2 separate regions of the Homo sapiens genome follow, and region 2 is linked to region 1. The links are chromatin loops, found by intact Hi-C in ENCODE. Cell type or tissue: IMR-90. All regions are shown on one strand. Each heading gives the region's core, and the rest is flanking DNA. Links, peaks and the distances in the headings are about the cores only.

Region 1 (10,808 bases), core at 3,740-7,739:
CAGCTCTCTTCCTGGACACCTAGCCAGGCCACACTTCACAGCATACGTTGCAGCTCAGTGTGGTCATATGACTGAGAGCCAGCCTGTGGAGTGTGAGTGGAAGTGAGGTGCACTACTTCCAGGATTGAACAATAAAAATTATCCACCCACGCATCTCTGTGTCATTCCTCCTTTCTTGCCTTCAGGGATAGAACGGTGGATGACAGCCTTCAAATCCATATGTTGAAGATGGCAGAGCCACCATCACCTGGAAACCTAATGACCACATTGAGAAAAGCCTGGCCAACAACCAGTTCACTCACCAAAAACTCTTACGTGAGAGAGAATTAACTTCCATTTTGTCGAGGCATAACACACGTGGGTCTATGTATTATCACAACCTAGTCTACCATAACTTCCCCAGTATCCATTCTGCCCTTTTGCTATTGCAATAGAACCCTTAATTTTCAGCTTAGCACTTGAGTACACGGAATAAAGATTGTATTTCTAAGCGTCCCTTGCAGTTAAGTGTGGTAGCACAACTAATTTTGGGCTAAAATGGTATGAAGTGGAAGTGATATACATATATATATATTCCCAAAGGGGCATAGCCTCCTCTTTTCCACTTCCCACTGGCCTGAAAGCAGATGTGGTGATGTCGAGTCACCTTGAACCATATGGACAAGTTTTATACTCTATGCATAACAGAAAAATAAGATGAAGTAGCTTGGGTCCCTGAACTGTGGAGGCATCATTAACCTCACGATCTTATTAAGCCTGCAGCTATTTGGAGTACAAAAATTAATTCAAGATGGATTAAAGACTGAAATGTTAGACGTAAAACCATAAAAACCCTAGAAGAAAACCTAGGCAATACCATTCAGGACATAGGCATGGGCAAGGACTTCGTGACTAAAACACCAAAAGCAATGGCAACAAAAGCCAAAATAGACAAATAGGATCTAATTAAACTAAAGAGCTTCTGCACAGCAAAAGAAACTACCATCAAAGTGAATAGGCAACCTACAGAATGGGAGAAAATTTTTACAATCTACCCATCTGACAAAGGGCTAATATCCAGAATCTACAAAGAACTTAAACAAATTTACAAGAAAAAATCAAACAACCCCATCAAAAAGTGGGCGAAGGATATGAACAGACACTTCTCAAAAGAAGACATTTATGCAGCCAAAAGGCACATGAAAAAAATGCTCATCATCACTGGGCATCAGAGAAATGCAAATCAAAACCACAATGAGATACCATCTCACACCAGTTAGAATGGCGATTATTAAAAAGTCAGGAAACAATAGGTGCTGGAGAGGATGTGGAGAAATAGGAATGCTTTTACGCTGTTGGTGGGACTGTAAACTAGTTCAACCACTATGGAAGACAGTGTGGTGATTCCTCAAGGATCTAGTACTGGAAATACCATTTAACCCAGCCATCCTATTACTGGGCATATACCCAAAGGATTATAAATCATGCTGCTATAAAAACAGATGCATACGTATGTTTATAGTGGCACTATTCACAATAGCAAAGGCTTGCAACCAACCCAAATGTCCATCAATGGTAGACTGGATTAAGAAAATGTGGCACATATACACCATGGAATAGTATGCAGCCATAAAAAAGGATGAGTTCATGTCCTTTGTAGGGATATGAATGAAGCTAGAAACCATCATTCTGAGCAAACTATCACAAGGACAGAAAACCAAACACCACATGTTCTCACTCATAGGTGGGAATTGAACGATGAGAACACTTGGGCACAGAGTGGGGAACATCACATACCGGGCCCTGTCGTGGGGTGGGGGGAAGGGGGAGAGACAGTATTAGGAGATATACCTAATGTAAATGATGAGTTAACGGGTGCAGCACACCAACATGGCACATGTATACATATGTAACAAACCTGCATGTTGTGCACACATACCCTAGAACTTAAAGTATAATAATAATAATAATTTTTAAAAAAACAGAAAAAATATAGAAAAGAAAAAAAAAGAAAAAGAAAATGGAGTAGCTTGGGTCTCTGACCTGTGGAGGCATCATTAACCTCGCTATCTTGTTAAACCTACAGCTATTTGGAGTTTCATTTTCAATAGTTACCTATATGCTGAATAATCTAGAAGTCATCAGGAGGCTTTAAGTAGGTGAAACATAATTCAACACAGACTGGTTTATATGTTACAACTCTGGCTGCTGGGTGGAAAATAAGCTGTGGGGGAGGGCAGAGTAAAATCAGGGAAAGCAGTTAAAATGCTATTGCAGTAATCTAGGTGACAGATGATGGAGCAAGCTAAGGAGGAAAGAAGTAGTAGGATTCAGAGTTTTTGGAAGGTGGTGCCAATGGTATCTAATATAGGCTTGAGGTAAGGTGATTGTCAGAAAGAGAAGAGAAAATGACTCTGGTTTCTGACTTAAGCAATTGGGCAAACAGGCCACTAACTGAGATGGAGAACATTGGGAAAGAAGCAAGTTTGAGGAAGAAAATCAAACTTTTTTTAAAATTTTTAGCTAGTTATTCAAATGGAGATAGCAAGTGACATTCTATGGAATCTAGAAACTTCCAGCTTGGAGTTTAGGAAAGATGTTAGGCTAGAAACAAAACTTTGGGAAAATCATTAATAAATTTATAATACAATGTACTAGCATAATATCAAAGGGCTCCATTTATGGCAAGAATCCAGATACAATAGAGGCAATATCATGTTGGATTGGCCCAACATAACATTGCATATTTTTCTAATTGGCAACAAAATATGACTTAATACTTACATGATATTCTTGTTTATTTATAATTGGCATGTAGAACAATAATTGGTATCCAGTTCTGGGTCCTTCAGGATGACATGATATTAAGAGACAGGACAGATATTATTGGCATAATACACAAGAAGACCTTGGTGAATTATCTTCTACTTGTGTTTTTAATCACGTTAACTATAGAAGCATTCCTGTCTATGTTGTACTATTTGTCTTTCAAGGGACTGGGAAAGGCTTCATCACTGGGCACTATGCTTGCTGAAGAATAGAAGGAAATGGCATTTGCACTTCCAAAGTCACAGGATAAAAGAGATGCCTCCCACTGTCATCTTCTACCCTCTTTGTGGGTACTTATTCTCTGGGTAATTATTGTCTAATTTTCCTGTTTGATATTAGCCTCACCCTTAGCACCTAGGAAGGAATTGAATGAATACTTTCCTGAGGCTCTAAGACTCACATAAAGCCCACATGCATAATGGGATTAACTATCTAGACTGAATGACTTTTCCCAGTTAATGTAAGTACTATTTACAAGAGTCAGCTTAATATTTTTGAAATGGGAAGCCTTCCTTGCCTCTTGCACCTGCTGGTGGCTCCAGGCGTTCTTTGACTGTGGCTGCATAACTCCAATCTCTGCCTCTGCCTTTACCCCTCTATTCTTTTCTGTGTCTCTTTTAAGGATACTTGTCATTGAATATAAGACCCACCTAGACAATCCAGGATGGTCTCATCTTGAGATCCTTAATTAATTACATCTAAAAAGACTATTTTTCCAAATAAGGGCATGTTCAGTTTCCAGAGATTAGAATGTGGACATATATTTTGGGGAGTCACCATTAAACCCACTGCAGTCTCAAGTCTTGTCAATCATTAGAACCACCTAGATAACTTGATAAAGTACAGATTCTCAGGTCCCATCCTTAGCCATTCGAATTCCATAGACCGGGTTTGTATGCATGTTTGTGTTTTATTGTAGATAAGAACTAAATCTAGGTTTAAAAAAGAAAATCACTAGGTGATTCTGATGGTTATTGTCCCCTATTCTTTCAAGATCTTAATTTTGGAAAATGTCATTGTTATCTGTTACATCATCAATGCAGTGAAAGACAATAGCATATCAAGAATGGCAAGATGGTATGGGGGAAATTGTGGGCTTGGAAATCAACCAAGGCTGAACCTGAAATTTGGCGATATCTTGTGTTATTACTTAAATTCTGTGAGCATCAGTTTTCTCACCTGTAGAATGGAAGTCTTTACATTATAGTGTTATTGTGAAGATTAATGAGATAACGTATGTAAAACCCCAGCACGTGCTCAGTGATCAATTAAATGGAAACTATTATTAGCAAAAGGTGGATCTGGCAGCCTATGTTAATCCATGTAGCTATAATACAATCATCCAAACTGACTCATTAATCATATGTCATGATTTGCTTAATTTTGATATATAAAAAGAATAGTATTTATAAATTTTGGAATTATGAACAGGTTCTATAAAACAATGAGAGAGTGTAATGGAAAATATTACCTCTTTAATTATTATAGTGATGATTTTTCAACTTCCATATAGTTTCCAAAACCCTAGGTAAATGAAAAATCTCTAATGTTCAATTGATTAAGTGGCTTCACCCAAACTTCTCCTATGGACTATATTCTGTCTCCCCAAAATTCATATATTGAACGTCACAAGGGTGGGATGCCAATCTAATAAGACAGTGGCTTTATAAGAAAACAAAGAGAGAGAGAGATCTTAAGCAATCTTTCTCTGCCATGTGAGGACACAGTGAGAAGGCAGCCATCTGCAAACCAAAAAGAGACCCCTCAATGTTGAACTTCCAGCTTCCAGAACTATGAGAAATATACATCATTTAAGCCACTCTGTTTGTGGTATTTTGTTATGGCAGCCCTAGCAGATGAATACACCCCCCCATCTAGCCTATATCCCTTTTTAGCATGATTCTTAGAAAATATGTCCTCATTGTTGTCATGAACATTTCCCAGGCCTGCTACTTCTCCTTAATTCTAATAGATGGGGTAAAGGAAAGTTATGTGTTACATGGGAGACAACAGAGAGTGTTTCCTATTAATTTGTAAGAAACCAAGCTCATCAAGCACAAACTATCATCAGTATAGACTTCTTTAATGGGATTATCAGACCCATAGTTTCTCTTAATTCAGGATGGATATTTTTCCTTGAGTAATTTTTTTTCCTCTTTCTGTGAGTAAATTCTCTGGCCATCTAGGTAAATTTATTGCTCATACTTCTGTTCAAAAAGCTTTGATATTCACCGTTGCTTTCAGAATGGCCGGAGGACCCATCAATTCATAACTGCAAAGACCTCCAATTCCTTAACTCCTACTCCTCTTTGTGTAAACTTTTGATCCAAACTGTATGCTGATGTCCTACTGACCAGCATTGTTCTTTCACTTTCTCACATTTTTCCATCTCATTCCTTCTACCTCACATGCCCTGCTAGCACAGTCAACTATATCCAATCTAAACAACAGGTCCTACTTCACCTCCTACCAGCTCCAAGAAGGCTTTGCTGACCACTCCAGGAAATGACTCAGTCCATGCTAGCTTTATCCTTGTTGTGTCACATTACTCTCAGGACTTTGCACAGGATAAATGTTCATAAATATTAATACTTCTTGGTCTAAATATATTTCTCTATGTAAAGAGCCCTTGAACTTCTAAGGCACTTCTTGTCTGTATCAGCAATTTGAAACGAATCACGAACCTTCTGAGGACAGCCCATATGTATGTTTGTGTTATTTACATTTTCTATTGTGATTTCACTTTCTGCTTCTAGTGTGAGCTACATTGGGAGCTTCTTGAGGACTACATCCCATGAATGAGATTTGGAACTAGGAAAGACTACAGGTTCCAACCTAGACTTCCCTGCTGCTAAAATTACACTGTTTAGTAAGTCACTTCACAACCAATTTTATGAGTAAATGGAAATGATAATCCCTGTCCTTCAGGGCATGGTGGCTCACACCTGTAGCGCCAACTACTTGAGACCTGGGTAGGAAGATCTCTTGAGCTCAGGAGTTTGAGTCCAGCCTGGACAACATAGTGAGATGCCATCTCTAAAACAAAACAAAACCATAATAAGTACCTCATAGGATTTATATGAGGATAGAATGATGTATTGTAAAGTATCTAGCACAGCATCTGCCTCATGGTAAATTGTCAATATGTGGGAGCTTTATTCTTATGTCCCAGTACTCCCAACACTTTTGTAGGTTAAATATTTTTAATTGTTAATTTCAATATATATTTCTATATAAAGATAAAATGGGGGAAGGGATGCCATATTTAAATGTTTTTGTAAGGCCTCTTCTAACTCAAGATGTCCTGATGCTATAAACTTTAAAGTGTATCAGAACGCATAGCACAGAAGGCAGCACAGTGTTGAACAATAATGCTCTTTAAAGTAGCTGCTGCATTTCCCACATTTCTTTCATTGTTCAGAAAATGGCTCAATAAGCCCACTAGATGATTTGGAATTCATTCAGGTCTTGTGAGCCCATTGTTTGCAATTCTCTAACTGTCATTTTACAGTCACATTGGACCCAAAGGATAGAGTCTGAAAATTTATTGAATGATGGAATTTTCCAGTTACAGAGCAGAATCCTAATAATTCAGAGACATCTCACTCCTGTAGAGGTCCCAGAAAAAGGTTAACGTGAACACAATTGCCTGTCAAAATCTTCCAATTATAAACTAGTTACTAGTTACCTTTTCCTGCAGTTGTGTACACAAATTAATATTTAATTTGGATGATCTTCACCCAAAAATGAAGGTTATAGGAATCTGTGCTGTTGATTTAAATTAGAATATTATACTCCTTTTGTTTTTCCTTTCCCTATATTGATTCCATGCCTGAGCAGTTAAAACCTTTGTGGAACAGAGACATGACGTGGTGTCACTGTTGGCAGCACAGAAAGACACAAAGGTAGAGAGATTTCAGGAACAGCAAAATCCCTGTTTCTTCCAAATATAGCCTTTCCTGGTTTTTACTTAGCCTGAAGTTTCTACTTCTGGAATTATATTTGTGGAAATAATAGTTTTTATGCACTAGTTTTTTAGAATAGCATGTACACACATACAAAGGCACACAGCAAAAAAATGTAAAAAAACATGTGGAGGTATAGAAGGTCTACAAAGCAGTCCTGAAAAGGGGAAGGAAGTAAAAGTTTTAAATTCTGTTTGACTCTGTTGCTGAGAATATAAATTAGTACAACCACTACAGAGAACAGTTTGGTTTGGAAACAGTTTTAGTTTCCTAAAAAAACTAAAAATAGAGCTACCATACACTCCAGCAATTCCACTGCTGGGTATATATGCAAAAGAAAGGAAACCAGTATATCAAAGAGGTATCTTCATTATCATGTTTGTTATAGCACTGTTCAGAATAGCCAAGATTTGGAAGTAACTTAAGTGTCCACTGACAGACAAATGGATAAAGAAAATGTGGTACATATACACAATGGAGTACTGTTTAGCCATAAAAAAGAAGGAGATTCAGGTATCTGCAACATCATGGATGGAACTGGAGGTCATCATGTTAAGTGAAATAAGCCAGGCACAGCAAGACAAACATTGTATAGAGTCACTTATTTATGGGATCTAGAAATTGAAACAATTTAACTCATGGACATAGAGAGTAGAAAGATGGTTACCAGAGGCTGGGAAGTGTAGTGAGAGGTTGAGGAGACATGGGGATGGTTAATGGGTACAGAAAATTAGAATGAATGAATAAGGACTAGTATTTTATAGCACAAGGTGACTACAGTCAATAATAATTTAATTGTACATTTAAAAATAACTAAGAGTATAGTTGGATTTGTTTGTAACACAAAGGATAAATGCTTGAGGGGATGTATACCTGATTTCCATGATGTGATTATCATGCACAGCATGCGTATATTAAAATATCTCATGTACCTCACAAGTATGTACATCTACTACTACATATCCACAAAAATGAAAATTAGAAATTATTATTTTTAATTCTGCTTGAAAATTTTGTCCTGTGAGAAAACATTTTAAATGGTTCATTTTCAAGGCATGATCAAAGTACTGGCAGCCAGCCTGTGGATGTAACAAACCACATGGCTCATGCACCTAGAAGGTCACAATAAACTGACAGAATGTAGAGGAGGAGTCAGCCCATAAAAGGGAAGAAAGTTTCGTTATTGGGAAATCAAAATTTAAGCGGGAAAGGGGACCGGGGTATGGGCTTATAAGGGGATAATGAAACTAAGGTTATGTCTGGGAAGATTGTAACCCCATAGTACTCAACTGATGAGGAACTGGAAGAGGGATTTGCGTGCTGGGAGATAAATTACCTGCTATAACTGCCCTGGGTGTGCCTGCCTACCTGACACCCTATCTGGAAAGACTGCCATTAAAAGTCTCACTTCCGCTATTCTTTGTGTCTCTGAGTCCATTCTTTGGGTTTGGATGGATGAATGTGTGTTTCTCACAGTCTGGTGCAGCCCTGAGTAAAAACCAAGATCTTTTATGCCTTAAATGTTTTTAAAAAAATGAAAAAGCATAAATCTATGTTTTGGTGTGTTCATAGTGTGCAGTCATTCTTAGGAGCAACTGTGAATTTACAAAACCTCTCCATTCTCTCCCCTTTCACTCCTACACCTACTATCTGTTCAGCCCTGCGTCTCTTAGAATTTTTTAAACTATATTCTCTCTCATCTCCTAGCTTCTACTTTCTTTCATTTTCCTTCAGGGCTAAACTGTGATAAAAGATGGATCCTCTGCTCTGCTTAGCAACCCCGAAAGCTCTCTGATGCTGCAGGAGACAGTCTCAGCTCCTTTGAGTGGCCTTCTGGCCCCTTGTACAAAGTCCTCACAAACTCATCACCTTCTCTTCTCCCCAAGCACACTGCATTCCAACCACACCCTTTGTCTTCCCATTCCCTAAACAGGTCTCAAACACTGAATCATGCTACAAACATCTTCAAGCCTTTTCACATGCCCTCTGGATGTCCTCCTCCTTTTATGCCTAGTAAAAGCATCCAAATCCTTCCTGGCCTCACCCAGTACCACACAGATTCTACAGGCAGAATCAGGTTATATCCTAGACTCTCATGATTTCAGAGGCTTAAGCTCTTCCTCCCACAAAGTTATCCCATCATGGGATTATGCAACACAAATTATGACTGAAGCAAGAGGCAAACAGAAGCCCAAGTCCCACCTGGCTCAGGTTTCTCTGCACCCCACCCAGTCCAGCTGAGCATGACCACCTCTGTTCACAAGGTGCTCCTACACACCACCATCATCGGTGTTGGTCTTCTAAGTTTCTCAAAAGAACCCAAGGCTAGAAGGCCAGACTCAAATTTAGAATTCTCAGACTTCTTGAAGATCCACCCAGGAATTTTAAGAACCTACCATCACCTGACTTTTCCTCCATACCGGCTCTGCCCAGTACTGTGAGCATAGATACAAGGATATCTCAGCCGGCATGTCCAAACTCAAGCCACACCACCACCACCATTACCTCCTCCAAGCACCATCTCTTGGAAAATGAGACTATCTGGACAAAAAATTCCCTGGCCATGGATACTTAGAATATGGTAGAAAGGAGGCCACAGGATGTAGGTGGCCACATCTCTGTGGTCCCAAGACTCCTTGCATTATGGAGAGAAGTGTAGCCACCTGCACCCGGGTCTTCTGACAAAAGGAGGGGGCAGAAATGGGAGACGGGGAAGTTAGGATAGCATCTACGGACAGGGGCTTCTCTTGTCCTGATTTAAGACGATCAGGCAGTGGTGTGTCTTCAAATAAAAACAAAGACAAGTCTCACTCTGTGAACTGTTTGTCTCTCTAGAACACTGGATCTCAACCAGGGGTGATTTGTTCTCTATGGGATACTTGGCAATGCCTGGAGATATTTTGAGTTGTCGTGATTTGAGAAGATTGGGAGTTGCTACTGTCATCCAGTTGGTAGAGACCAAGGATGCTGCTAAAACTCCTACAGCACATAAGACAGTTCCATCACAACAATAATATAATATTAGTTTGGTACATTACTTCTAATGGCGAAAACCACAATTATCTTTGCACCAACCTAATAATAATAATGGAAAACATTTTCTAAAAGTTAATTTGTAAATTGGTTATATATAATATTGTTGTCAAGCAGATCTTAAAGCAATGGTTCATGTCACTTAACTGCACAAAAGATTTAATCACACACACACGCACACATGTGCATGCATGCATGCACACACCCAGCTTATGAACTAAAGTTCAACTTTCTAAGCTTGACATTCAATATGACTCTTGATCTGGAGCCTACCCTGTTTATCAATTTAATCTTTCTCTATGATCTCCTTATGTAACCCAAAGCCTGTGTCTATGCTACTATCAGACTTAAATATTTTAGACTGCCATATGGCTATCTCCCATATTTTCCCTATCAATTTTTGGCATACTCAACCCCATTCCTGATAGTGAATTAAGTCTTCAGCTGGACCTTCTAATGTAAAATGTTCAAATTCAGAAACTAACTACACTTAAAACAGAATTACCCACTAGAATACATCAAGGCTGTACCACTAAGATAATAATAACTAGCTCTTGGGATTGGAAGGATAAGACAACGATACCATGTATAAATCACTGTGAAGATGTTACCATTATGATGTCCCTACCTCATAATAGCACTCAATGAAATGTCTGTGTCTCTCCTATAATTAAAAAGGCATTCCAAGTAGGAAAATAGCTTTTGCAAATAAATTAAAGTAAGGCTATTTACAGTAAAATAATAATAATAATAATAATAATAATAATAATAATAATAATAATAATGTAGCACAATAGAAGCTTATTTCTCACTCACATAAAATCCAAAACAGATGTTCCTGCTTGGTGGCAGGAGTGGAAGGTCGGCTGTGTGGATGAAGGAAGACTGCTTCATAGCTTCACGCAGAGCCGTAGGCTGGAAGTCTCCATCACCTTCCACATGTGGCTTCCATGATCATCCTGTGTGTCAACATCCAGTGGGCAGATGGGAAAAGAGAAAGCA
Region 2 (10,808 bases), core at 4,613-8,612, 180 kb before region 1:
GAGTGAAATTAGGTCATTATATACACAGTGGAAGAAAGAACTAAGAGACATGAAAGTGATTCTGTTTTTCCATTTCTCCTATCTCTCACACCATACTGTGTTATGTAACACATTTCTAACACCCTTGTTTCCTTAAGTTTTTGTTCTCCTCCCTCTGGTTGTCTTTATTTTACTGCTGTCTTTATTGCAACAAGCAGGAGCTTTTGCATAGGATGAATTTTATTCTAATATCAGCATTGTTACTTACTAGCTTTGTGACTCTTGGCTCTTTCCTTAACCTCTTCAATTTCCTGTCTGTAAAACAGAGATAACAAATACCTATAGAATAGAGTATCATGTGAAGATTAAATGAGATTCACATTAAAGGGCTTAGTATAAAGACTGGCTCTTAAAGCACCTTTCCTTTCACTTGTCCCTCCCCTACTTCTACCTCTTATCCTTCCTGCAGAACATCATCAGGGCAGTAGTGGCTTGCAAGATGATTTCAATTGATAGGTGGAAGCACATTTTTTAAAACTGTGTAATCATTTTGATATATTATTGTTTTGATGTATATAAAATATATAACAGCCTTTGATTTTTATAGAAATATTTGCTTTGGATATGTAAAAAGTAAAAAAAAAAAAAAGGAGGGTTAAGGTTCTAAAAATAGGATAAGGCAAAAAGAAAAAAACAACGTCCACAAGCTGTTATGTGTACATCACGAAGTCCACAAGCTGTTAAGTGTACTGTGATTGTCCTCACCACGTTTGTGCTGATAAACTGACATGGAACACAGGTACACTATTCCTTTCTCAAATGTCACTTATATAGAAAAAAGTCCAGTCCTAAGACTGCAAAGATTCAGAGAGTCCAGCTGCGTGATCATGTCTTTAGCTTGCTTGGAATAGGATTAGTCTGTAATAGAATAAGAAGTCAGCCCCAGGTCCTTAGAAGTCACCTGTCCAGCTCTGCCCTTGATAAAGAACAAAGAATTGTTCATTTACGTTTATGAACAATTAATGCCCAAGTAGAACTTCCAAAATATTTTGTGTTCTTCACACTGTGTATCTCCATTTTCTGATCTATAAAATGGGTATAATAATAGAATCTATCTCATAAGTTTGTTATGAAGGTCAAATGTTAACATAAAGGAAGTACTTAGAAACATATAATGTAAAAGTTCCTACATATGTGTGAGCCGGAATTACCATTAATCTAGTTCAGACCAGCCTCCAGCTTGCCTCCTGTCCCAGCAGCCTCCAAAAAAAGTTATTTATCTCTTTACACCACCAATCTTCCAGCCTTTTGTTGCTTTGTGATAAAATCAGCCTGATAAAAAGTTTCCTTTCTCTGGACACTGGTATTCAGAAATATGGAAAGATCAGATATTCTTTTCAATGTCTCTATTTTTACAGACTTCTACCCAAAACTTAGATTTTCTATAGATTTATTTGTTAGAATTTAAGAAATTCTCTCTCTCTCTCTCACACACACACACACACACACACACACACACACTCTTCTTGTGTTGCACAGGAAAGAGTTCACCAATTTCAGCGACTTTTTAGGAGACTTGCTTGTAGTGGGAACAACAACAAAATACAACATAGGCTGATTTCTCCCACCCCCTGCTAGGCCCTGGAAATTGAGATCTATGTGTAGGATGCTCTCTTTACAACATAACACATTTTAGCCCTAATGATTATGTCACAGCTACCCAGAAGCAAAAAAGGATGGCTGTAGGATAGCTAGAAATCGGGAACAGGCCATCCACTGTTGAAGCTCTGGCCTCTTTCCGCTTCCTTTAAGGTGAGAAACTGCCTGCCCACCCGCCCCCGTCCGCACAACTAAGTGGATAACCAAGCAGTGGGTCCTTTAGCCTTGGAGGATGGGGCTCTGGGCTAGGGAGAGTCTGCGGGAAGTGCCTGCCAGGATGGGCTTATTGCTCTAGAGCCACTCCTACTACCTTCACACTGTGCATTTAAGACCTCGGCATTTAATATCTCCCTGAGACAGGTAGAGATGCAGCTTTTACTCTGAGAAATAGACAAGCGCCAACCTGTCCCGGCCCTAGCCGGGAGATTCACAAGTGCTCAAGTTCACAAGTTTCACAAGTGCCCGCATCACTGCCTCCTGCACTCCTCTGCAAATGCCCTGGCACACCCGCGACCACGTATCCCTGAGTTTCCTAACTTAGTTCACCCCTTTTCCTCCAAGTCAGCAGCCCGGTGAGCATTCCAGGGTCAGTCCTGGTGCTCAAAGTAAGGGCAATCTTCCATCTCTGCCTGCTGGATCACAAAGAGGAGCTGGGAGATTCGCCGTTTTCCCCCACAACCGGCACCTGCCCTGGCCCAGAGCGCAGCGTCCACCTGTACCACCGCTAGATGAAGAGTACCTCACCGCGCGCTGCCTGGGCGCACAGCTGGTGTGCCGCGCTCGCCACCTCTCCTGGACTCAAGGGTGCTCCCGGCTTACGCTTCTCGGGGCTTCCCGGGTCCGGGTTCCCTCTCCCCCGTCTCACTTTCTTCCTTCATTCGCTCTTCTCTCAATTTTTCCTCCATCAGCTCTAACCTGTAATCAATTCCCGCCTTCTGCCCCTCCTCCCTAGGCTTCTCTTAGCTCGGTTGCCGCGACCCCACTATCCGTCCCCGTTCGCATTTCTGCACCGCCCTGCCCTTCACTCCAGCGCGCAGCAGGCCGGGCAATCCGACCGCGCGGTAAGCCGCCCTCGGAACCGCTGGCGCAGTTTTCAGACTCGCCCACCGCCCAGAGACCAGGGGCCCACATCCAGCTCTGCTCTCGCCTTCTCCCTTGAAAGAGACTCCTTGGGGGCTCCCCAGGTCAGAGTACCCCGCCCGGGGAATCATGCTGGTCTCTGGGGCGACCCAGCTATCAGAGACGACAGTTCTATTTTAAGCCTTCCACCCAGTGTCCCCGACCTGAGGACGCGGGCGCGGGTCCAGGGACTCGGGTAACACCTTGCCAGCAGGATCCCGGGCGGTCGCGGAGCCAGCTCCCGCGGGGGAAGTCGGGCCTCTCAGCCAGGCAGGCGGCGCGGCCACGGAACGCAGTCCCAATACAACCAACTCGAAATCCAACAGCCCAGGGAATCCCAGTGCGGGAGGCGGAGGTGCCCCATACCCCAGCCCTCCTGGAATAGGCTACCTTGGCACAACCGCTTCTCCTTGAAAAGAAGTCACACATGAGCCCGCCCAATCAGTCTCTTCCCTCCATGTGCCCTAGTTTACGTTATTTCTAGTCAACCGAATCATTAGCCTGCAATAACCCACCCAAAGCGTGAATGTTTGGAAAATAATAAGAATTAGGAACTATGAGCATGTCATGAAGAGCCCCAGACATAAGCCCCAGATGATTGAGAGACCGGGCTACACACGTGTGGATGTCCCCCGTGCATACACACAAGCACCCATCCGATAGGCTGGGATCCAGCTGCAAGTTTGGACACTGACAAGTCTCAAGTCTAACAGGAAATACAAAAAAAAATTCACTCACCCGCCTCTTTTACTACCCTTTCCAGACTGGGATTCAGGGAAAGTATCAGAAAGGGATGGATGGAGAGACCCTTCTTTCTTTTCTTTTCGCCTTTCTAAAGAGTGGAAATTTCCATCATGTGATAGGGGCAACATCCCCAGTGTCGCGTTTCCTGCGGACCCTCCCTTCCAGGCCAGCCACCAATCGTCAGGCGGCAACCTGAGAAGTAGACCAAAGCATCCTCCCAGGTGGGGCTGAGATGTCCAGCTGTCCTTCAGGAGTGAAGCCTGGAAGCCCGGTCCCTGCTCCCTCTTTCCTGGGTCCGGGATAACCGAGAAGATCCTGGTGTGGGTTTATTTTTCGACGGTTAGATTTCTTCCATGAGTCAAGGTTGCATTTATTGGATCTGTCCTATAAGCTGAAGTACATGTGGATCTTTATTTTAAAGTCTGTAAAAGAGTGTTCAGGGTAGATGACTCACTAAATTTCCTCCTGGTATGGAGGTGACAAACGTGAACTTTACATAAAGAAAAAGAAACATTTGAGGAAGGAGTACAAATGAAAAACCTGTCATTCACAGTAAACGTCACTTTATGCATGAAAGAAATGGGATAACTTGCTAGTACTTAAGAGTGGGTCTTTGGTGATAATTTTTTTTTCTAGAATTCCAGTTTAAGCACAATCCTCAGTACATATGAAGAAGGAATTAGGCTATAATAATAAATAGCATTCGAACGTTAATTCTATTTGTTAAAGTTACAACCTACCATTGTAAGGAAAATTATTTACGTTGAAACTATTCTCTAGTATTAAACAAAATTCTTGTTTCGAAGAAGGCCTGTGTAACAAATATGTTCACAATCCCCCATTTATTTAGTAGTGAGTTGTCATTCTTTAGGGAAAGAAAACTATCCTATGGAGACGTTGAACCCACAGTGTAACTAACTCTCCAGGCAACACAATTTACCTTTTGTATTCTCACACATCCAGTTTAACTTTATTCAGAATGGCAAGTTTCACTGCCTGTCCATACTGTCCACCTAGAACCTTCTCGTTTTATAGCTCCCAATAACTAAAACCAGCAACAGCTTAGTGCTTTAAAAAAATAAGATAACAGCAGAAACTCACCTGGATAATGCATAATAATCAGAAACACTAAGAACACAGGATTAATGCACACACACATACACATCAAACTGTACTAGGACAATCTGACAATACAGATTCAATAGAAGGATGATGTAACACACTTTCACTGGAGCTACAATTTTAGAAACTAAAAAAAATTATATAAAAATGTTTGTTTTGTAAAAACTGATTTTCTTCTGAGCCCCCAAGCAAATACGGTAAACCTCTCTATCATAGCAAGAAGTTTACATTTTGTGGAATTAGACTGTATCAGAATAGTTTTGAATTCCCTATAAGCTTGTTGAAACTAGATTCTCTACACATTATCACACTTCTCCATTGATTCTTACTTTATAAATATAAACATCTTTTATAAAGCTACTAAAATGTCAAAATTGGTAGGATTTGGAGAGAATTAGTGAGATCAAGGTAGATACACATTTCTCTTTTCCTAACCTGCGATTTAGTAAAAGCAAAACTCAGGTTTATAAAACAAAAAGCCATTCCAGAGAAGGAAGACTCAAATGAAGGTAAGATCATTTGAGTCTTCTCAAGATAAGTAATTCCACGACACAAACTGGTTTACTGTGCAACTGCTCAACGTTTTTTGTTTTTTTGTTTTTTTGTTTTTTTTTTTTTGAGACGGAGTCTCACTCGTCGCCCAGGCTGGAGTGCAGTAGCCCAATCTCGGCTCACTGCAAGCTCCGCCTCCTGGGTTCACGTCATTCTCCTGCCTCAGCCTCCCGAGTAGCTGGGACTACAGGCGCCCGCCGCCACGCCCGGCTAATTTTTTGTATTTTTAGTAGAGACGGGGTTTCACCGTGTTAGCCAGGATGGTCTCGTGATCCGCCTGCCTTGGCCTCCCAAAGCGCTGGGATTACAGGCGTGAGCCACCACGCCTGACCGCAACTGCTCAACTTTTAAAGGGACTGCTTATTTAATCAGTTCTTGACATCATATCTTAGCTAGTACAGAAGAGATCAAAAGCAGTGGTTCATGGTCTAATGTAATAGAGAACTATGAGTTATGCATTTATATGTGCTAGTAATATTAATCAGGTTGTGGGTTGAGGTTAAATGAGTCTTGTATTCATCTATAAAACAATAAAATTATGGCTATTATACATCAGTAGAGTCTGAGAAGATCTAACGCAATGCCTAGGTAGGATAAGACAACTGACAACTCTTTATTTTCTGTGTTACAATAAAAAGTTTGAACCATTAATGGCCACATTGAATCTGCTCACCAATCCTCAAGGGTTTCTTTTAAACTAGTGTTTGAAAGGATGGGAAGCAATTCTAACTAATGACATGAGTATTCCTGAAGGCCACATTGTGAAACACATTTTGGTTTCTCCTCAGATCATTCACTGGCTGTAGAGTACATAGCTTGATTTAGAATCCCAGAGTCACCACCTACTAGCTATGGAAACTTGGACAAGTCTCTTTAGCTCTTAGTGGCTCAGTTTGTCATCTGAAAAATACAGAATGTTTCCTGATACATTGCTTTCCTGGCTTAAGTCAAGTTCAGACAGTACTACAAACACACTTAGTGATGGAGAAAAACAGAAGTTTACAGAACAGTTAGAATTTACTCATCATTTTGATAAAGCTGAATTGATTGGAACACTCTAAAATTATTTTAACACTCTGGTTTTAGGAGTGGTCATTGGTTTTGTTGTGGTTGCTTTTGTTTTAAGAAAAATCTATATTTAAAAATTTATGAAATATATTTTTCAGAACTGAAGCTAATGCTTGTAGACAGAGTTCTATGCTGCAACAAGTTTAAAATAACACTGTTACAATTATCGTGATTCCTCAAAGGTTTTATTTTTTAAATAGATGTACATATTATCTGAAGCACATGTGATAATTTAATACATTCATATAATTTGTAAAGATCAAATCAGTGTAATTGGGCTATTACCTTAAATATTTATCTTTTCTTTATACTAGAAACATTAAAATTATTCTCTTCTAGCTATTTTGAAATATACAATCAATTATTATTGTTAACTATAGTCATCCTACTAATCTATTACATGCTAGGGCTTATTCTTTCTATCTAACTGCACTTTTGTACCCACCAATCTTCTCTTTATTTTTATGAGATCCACTTTTTTAGCTCCCATATGTCACTGAGAAAATGCAATATTTGTCTCTCTGTGTATGGCTTATTTTAGTTAGTGTAATGACCTCCAGTTTTATCCACGTTACTGCAAATGACAGGATTTCATTCTTTTTTCAGCTGAATAATATTCCCTTGTATATATATATCACATTTTCTTTATCCATTCTTCCATTGATGGACACCTAGATTGATTCCATATTTTGGCAATTTTGAGTATTACCACAAAAAACATGGAAGTTTAGATATACCTTCAATATATTGATTTCCTTCCTTTTGGATATATACCCAGAAGTGGAGCTGTTGGATTATATAGTAGTTCTATTGTTAGTTTTTTGAGAACCTCCATACAGTTATCCATAATGGCTATACTAGTTTATATTTCCACCAACAGTGCATGAGGGTTCCTCTTTCTCCACTTCCTTGCCAGCATCTGTTACTTCCTATCTTTTTGATAAAAGCCATTTTAACTAGGGTGAGATGACATAGTTTTTTTAAAAAAAAATTAAATGTAATTATGTATGTTTTTCTAACTTATATTTTAAGTTCAGGGGTACATGTGCAGGATGTGCAGGTTTGTTACATTGGTAAACGTGTGTCATGGGGGTTTCTTGTATAAATTACTTCATCACCCAGGTATTAAGCCTAGTACCCATTAGTTATTTTTCCTGATTCTCTCCCTCATTCCACCCTTCACCCTCTGATAGGCCCCTGTGTGTTGTTCTCCTCTATATGACCATGTGTTTTCACCATTTAGCTCCCACTTATAAGTTAGAACTTGCAGTATTTGGTTTTCTGTTCCTGCATTGGTTTGCTAAGGCTAATGGCTGCCAGCTCCATCCATGTCACTGCAAAGGACATGATCTCATTCTTTTTTATGGCTGCATGGTGCTTATTGTCATTTTGATTTGTATTTCTCTGATGGTTGGTGATATTGAGCATTTTTTCATATGCCTGTTGGCCATTTGTATGTCTTCTTTTGAAAATTTTCTATTCACACCCTTTGCTAATTTTTTTAATTTTAGGTTTTTTTTTCTTTTTGCTATTGAGTTATTTGAGCTTCTTGTATATTCTGGTTATTAATTCCTTGTCAGAAGGATAGTTTGCAAATATTCTCCCATTCTGTGAGTTTTATCTTCCCTTTGTTGATTTGTTGTTGTTGTTTGCCATGCAGAAGCTTTTTAGCATGATATAATCCCACTTGTCTGTTTTGGCTTTTGTTGCCTGTGCTTTTTAGGTCTTGCACAAAAACTCTTTGTCCAGAACCATGTCTTGGAGAATTTCCCCCAATGTTTTCTTCTAGTAGTTTCATAGTTTCAGGCCTTAGATTTAAGTCTTTAATCCATTTTGATTTGATTTTTGTGTATGATGAGAGATTGGGGTCTAGTTTCCTTCTTCTGCATATATATGTCCAGTTTTCCCAGCACCATTTCTTGAAGACTGTCCCTTCCCCAGTGTATGCTCTTGGTGCCTTTGTCGAGAACATGTTGGCTGTAAATGTGTAGATTTATTTCTGGGTTCTCTATTATGTTCCATTGGTCTATATGTCTATTTTTATGCCAGTACTATGCAGATTTGGTTACTATAGCTTTGTAGTATATTTTGAAATCAGGTATTGTGATACCTCTGGCTTTGTACTTTTCAATCAGGATTGCTTTGGCTTTTTGGGGTGTTTTGTTCTTTGAGGTTTTTAATTAGTCAAAAACTCGATGACACTCTTAAGTTGGGATAGAGCATGCAGTATTTCTCTATGATCATGATTTGTGAAGGAATATCTCACAGGTTTAATGATCCAGAGAACCATTAATAGACTAATATAAACATATGCCTTAGGAAGGACATAGAACATAATTATTATTTAAACACCATATAATAGTGCTACGAAGTTCATTTGTTTATGGATTATCATCGTGAAGTCTGATTGCAGTGATTTTAGTAGGCTTTTATATAATTAATGTTTTATTTGACAGTAGAGTTTTAACATGAGTTATTTTTCAATGAATAGTTATCATAATTAGTAAAGTGGCTTTAGGTTTCAAAGTATCTTCACATGTGTTATGCTACTTTATACCAAAACAATCCTGTCATGTAGGTATTTTTATTTTCCCCTTTCAATGGGAGAGGAAATTGGGTTCAGAGAGGTTAAGTGACTTTTCCAAAGACATGGGGCCAATAAATGACAAAACTAAAGTATGAACTAGGTTTTCTGGCTCTAAATTCAACATCCCTCCTTCCACAGCTCACTTCCCTTTTCTTCTGAGCATTTTCTTTACTAATACTCATTATTGCTTTTCTGTCTACAGTGGAGCCAACCCCAAATGGCATGTTTAGCCATAAAATTATGATTTTAAAAATAAATTTCTATAAAGTAATCTTTTGCTTTGTCATAACTGCAGGAACCTCTGTAAGTCTTCTAATGATAGTAAAATGTTTTTATTTTGTATGAATTTGGATTTGATTTATGTTGAAACCTTAGTTCAAGAGAGGTGACTAATTGATCCTTATACTTGGGTGGTCTTTATATCCTACAATTGCTCCAATTCTGGGTATTTGCTTCCCTTATTCCTTGGTTGCCAGAATTAAACTCCACCTTCCTCTTATTTGCCTTCTGAAGAGATAGAGAATATTAATCTATTTTCTAATTTTCACAAGGCTAAATCTAAAATGAAACAAAACTTGCAAAGTTGTACAGAAACATTCAACTTTTCATCTTCAAATGCAGGTGTCATGAAAGGGGTCAGAATTAGGTGCTCATTTTCATTCCCCTCCAGTGTTTGGTTGTTCAATGCTGCAGTGTTGTTTCTATTATGTCTCATCATGTAATCAGTTGTTTGCATGGTTCCTCTTGATCCTGCAAGTCCTGTAGATGCTTTGTCAGAATATTTTTGCTGAATAAATCAGTGAATGGATGGATGGATAAATCAATTCAAGCTTTTCTACTTTTCAGAAGTTTTGCTGAGTAAATAATTTTATTAAAGGTGAGAATATAATTGTATCAAACAAAACATTTTTGATTGAAATACTACTATGAAAAACACTTTGCAATGTAGGGGTTCTAAAATTACAACCTAATTTGATGAGGGGCCTTACCTTACTTTGGTCTGGAAGAGAGAAACCTTCCTAACCTATGTGATACATTGGAGGATTTGAATCTGACTGGAGTCATCTTCTGTGCCTCTTCATGCAACAGCCACTGACCAGGAGCCATTCTGCCTCCTACTCCCCTTTGGGGACCAGTGCTCTTCCAGCCCCTTCTCTGATGAGACTTTCAGAAAGGTGAAAGGTCTGGACCTGGCCCTTGTCTCTCATTGCCGTCCTGCCTGATCAGCCCACAAAGGCAGGACTCTACATAATGACAAGTTCTGAAGAGTGAAACACATGTCAGGGGTATTCCAGAATAGAAAAGTAAACTTGAAATTCTGGCTAATTTGGCTTCATAAAGGAAGGCCCTGGCACAAACACCTTCTCAAGGAATTTGTGCCTCTCAGACACTGACCTACCTTGAGATGTCTCTCCCTCTGGGCTCGGCCTGCCCATAGGTAGACCCCTATTCAAGTCTGGTGACCCCATCTCCTCCCTTGGAAAACCAGGGGCTGTCCACATTTATTCATCCTCTGATACAACAGTTATTTATTGGGTACCTCCTAAAGGCTAGATGCTAGGAACAGAATAGTGAGCAAAACCAGGCACAATCCCCATCTTTGTGGAGTTTATAATTTGGTAGAAGCAAGTATTCTAATCAAAAAGTGACAGGAATAAACATAGGATGACAAAACTGCAGGGATGAAAAGATACACTGGGTCTGGGGAGAGACTTCACTGAGGAAATGACTCAAAGATGAATACGAGAAAATGTTTGTTTCTTAAAGACGATTGCAACTCAGCATATTTATATGCTGTAGGATGCCCAAGCCTGCAGTTGAAGCAGGTTATGAGCTGGTGCTCCTGAGATGGTGGGGGGAGGGGGATTCATCTCAGTGGAGCAGTTGCCTTAGGTAGCAAAACGGACACCTGACCTCCTCAGCTGTTCTCTACTCATTTTCTTCAGAGCCAGATAAGCTCTAGTCTCCAAAACGGGAT

What was found. Hi-C counts contacts between places; a loop is a spot of excess contacts. Peaks named below come from ENCODE experiments on the same cell type or tissue, not always from the same donor. Only the 100,000 strongest peaks of a DNase experiment are listed, where the experiment ranks them.
Region 2: it touches region 1 in a loop (2.4-fold over the local background); 2 of 110 quality-filtered maps call a loop at or near these places.

The regions. Positions count from the first base shown.
Region 1 is chr12:47,009,364-47,020,171 of GRCh38, forward strand. No RefSeq gene overlaps it. Among named protein-coding and RNA genes, the nearest start is that of PCED1B, 65 kb to the right of the region's middle. In IMR-90, for the core only: no CTCF peak of the experiment used is centred there; a DNase peak (open chromatin) is centred at 5,288; H3K4me3 peaks cover 278 bases; H3K27ac peaks cover 682 bases.
Region 2 is chr12:46,828,832-46,839,639 of GRCh38, forward strand. It overlaps a transcript of SLC38A4 not described here. Among named protein-coding and RNA genes, the nearest start is that of SLC38A4, 8.2 kb to the left of the region's middle. RefSeq lists an enhancer at 2,701-3,509 and a silencer at 9,779-9,965. In IMR-90, for the core only: no CTCF peak of the experiment used is centred there; no DNase peak of the experiment used is centred there.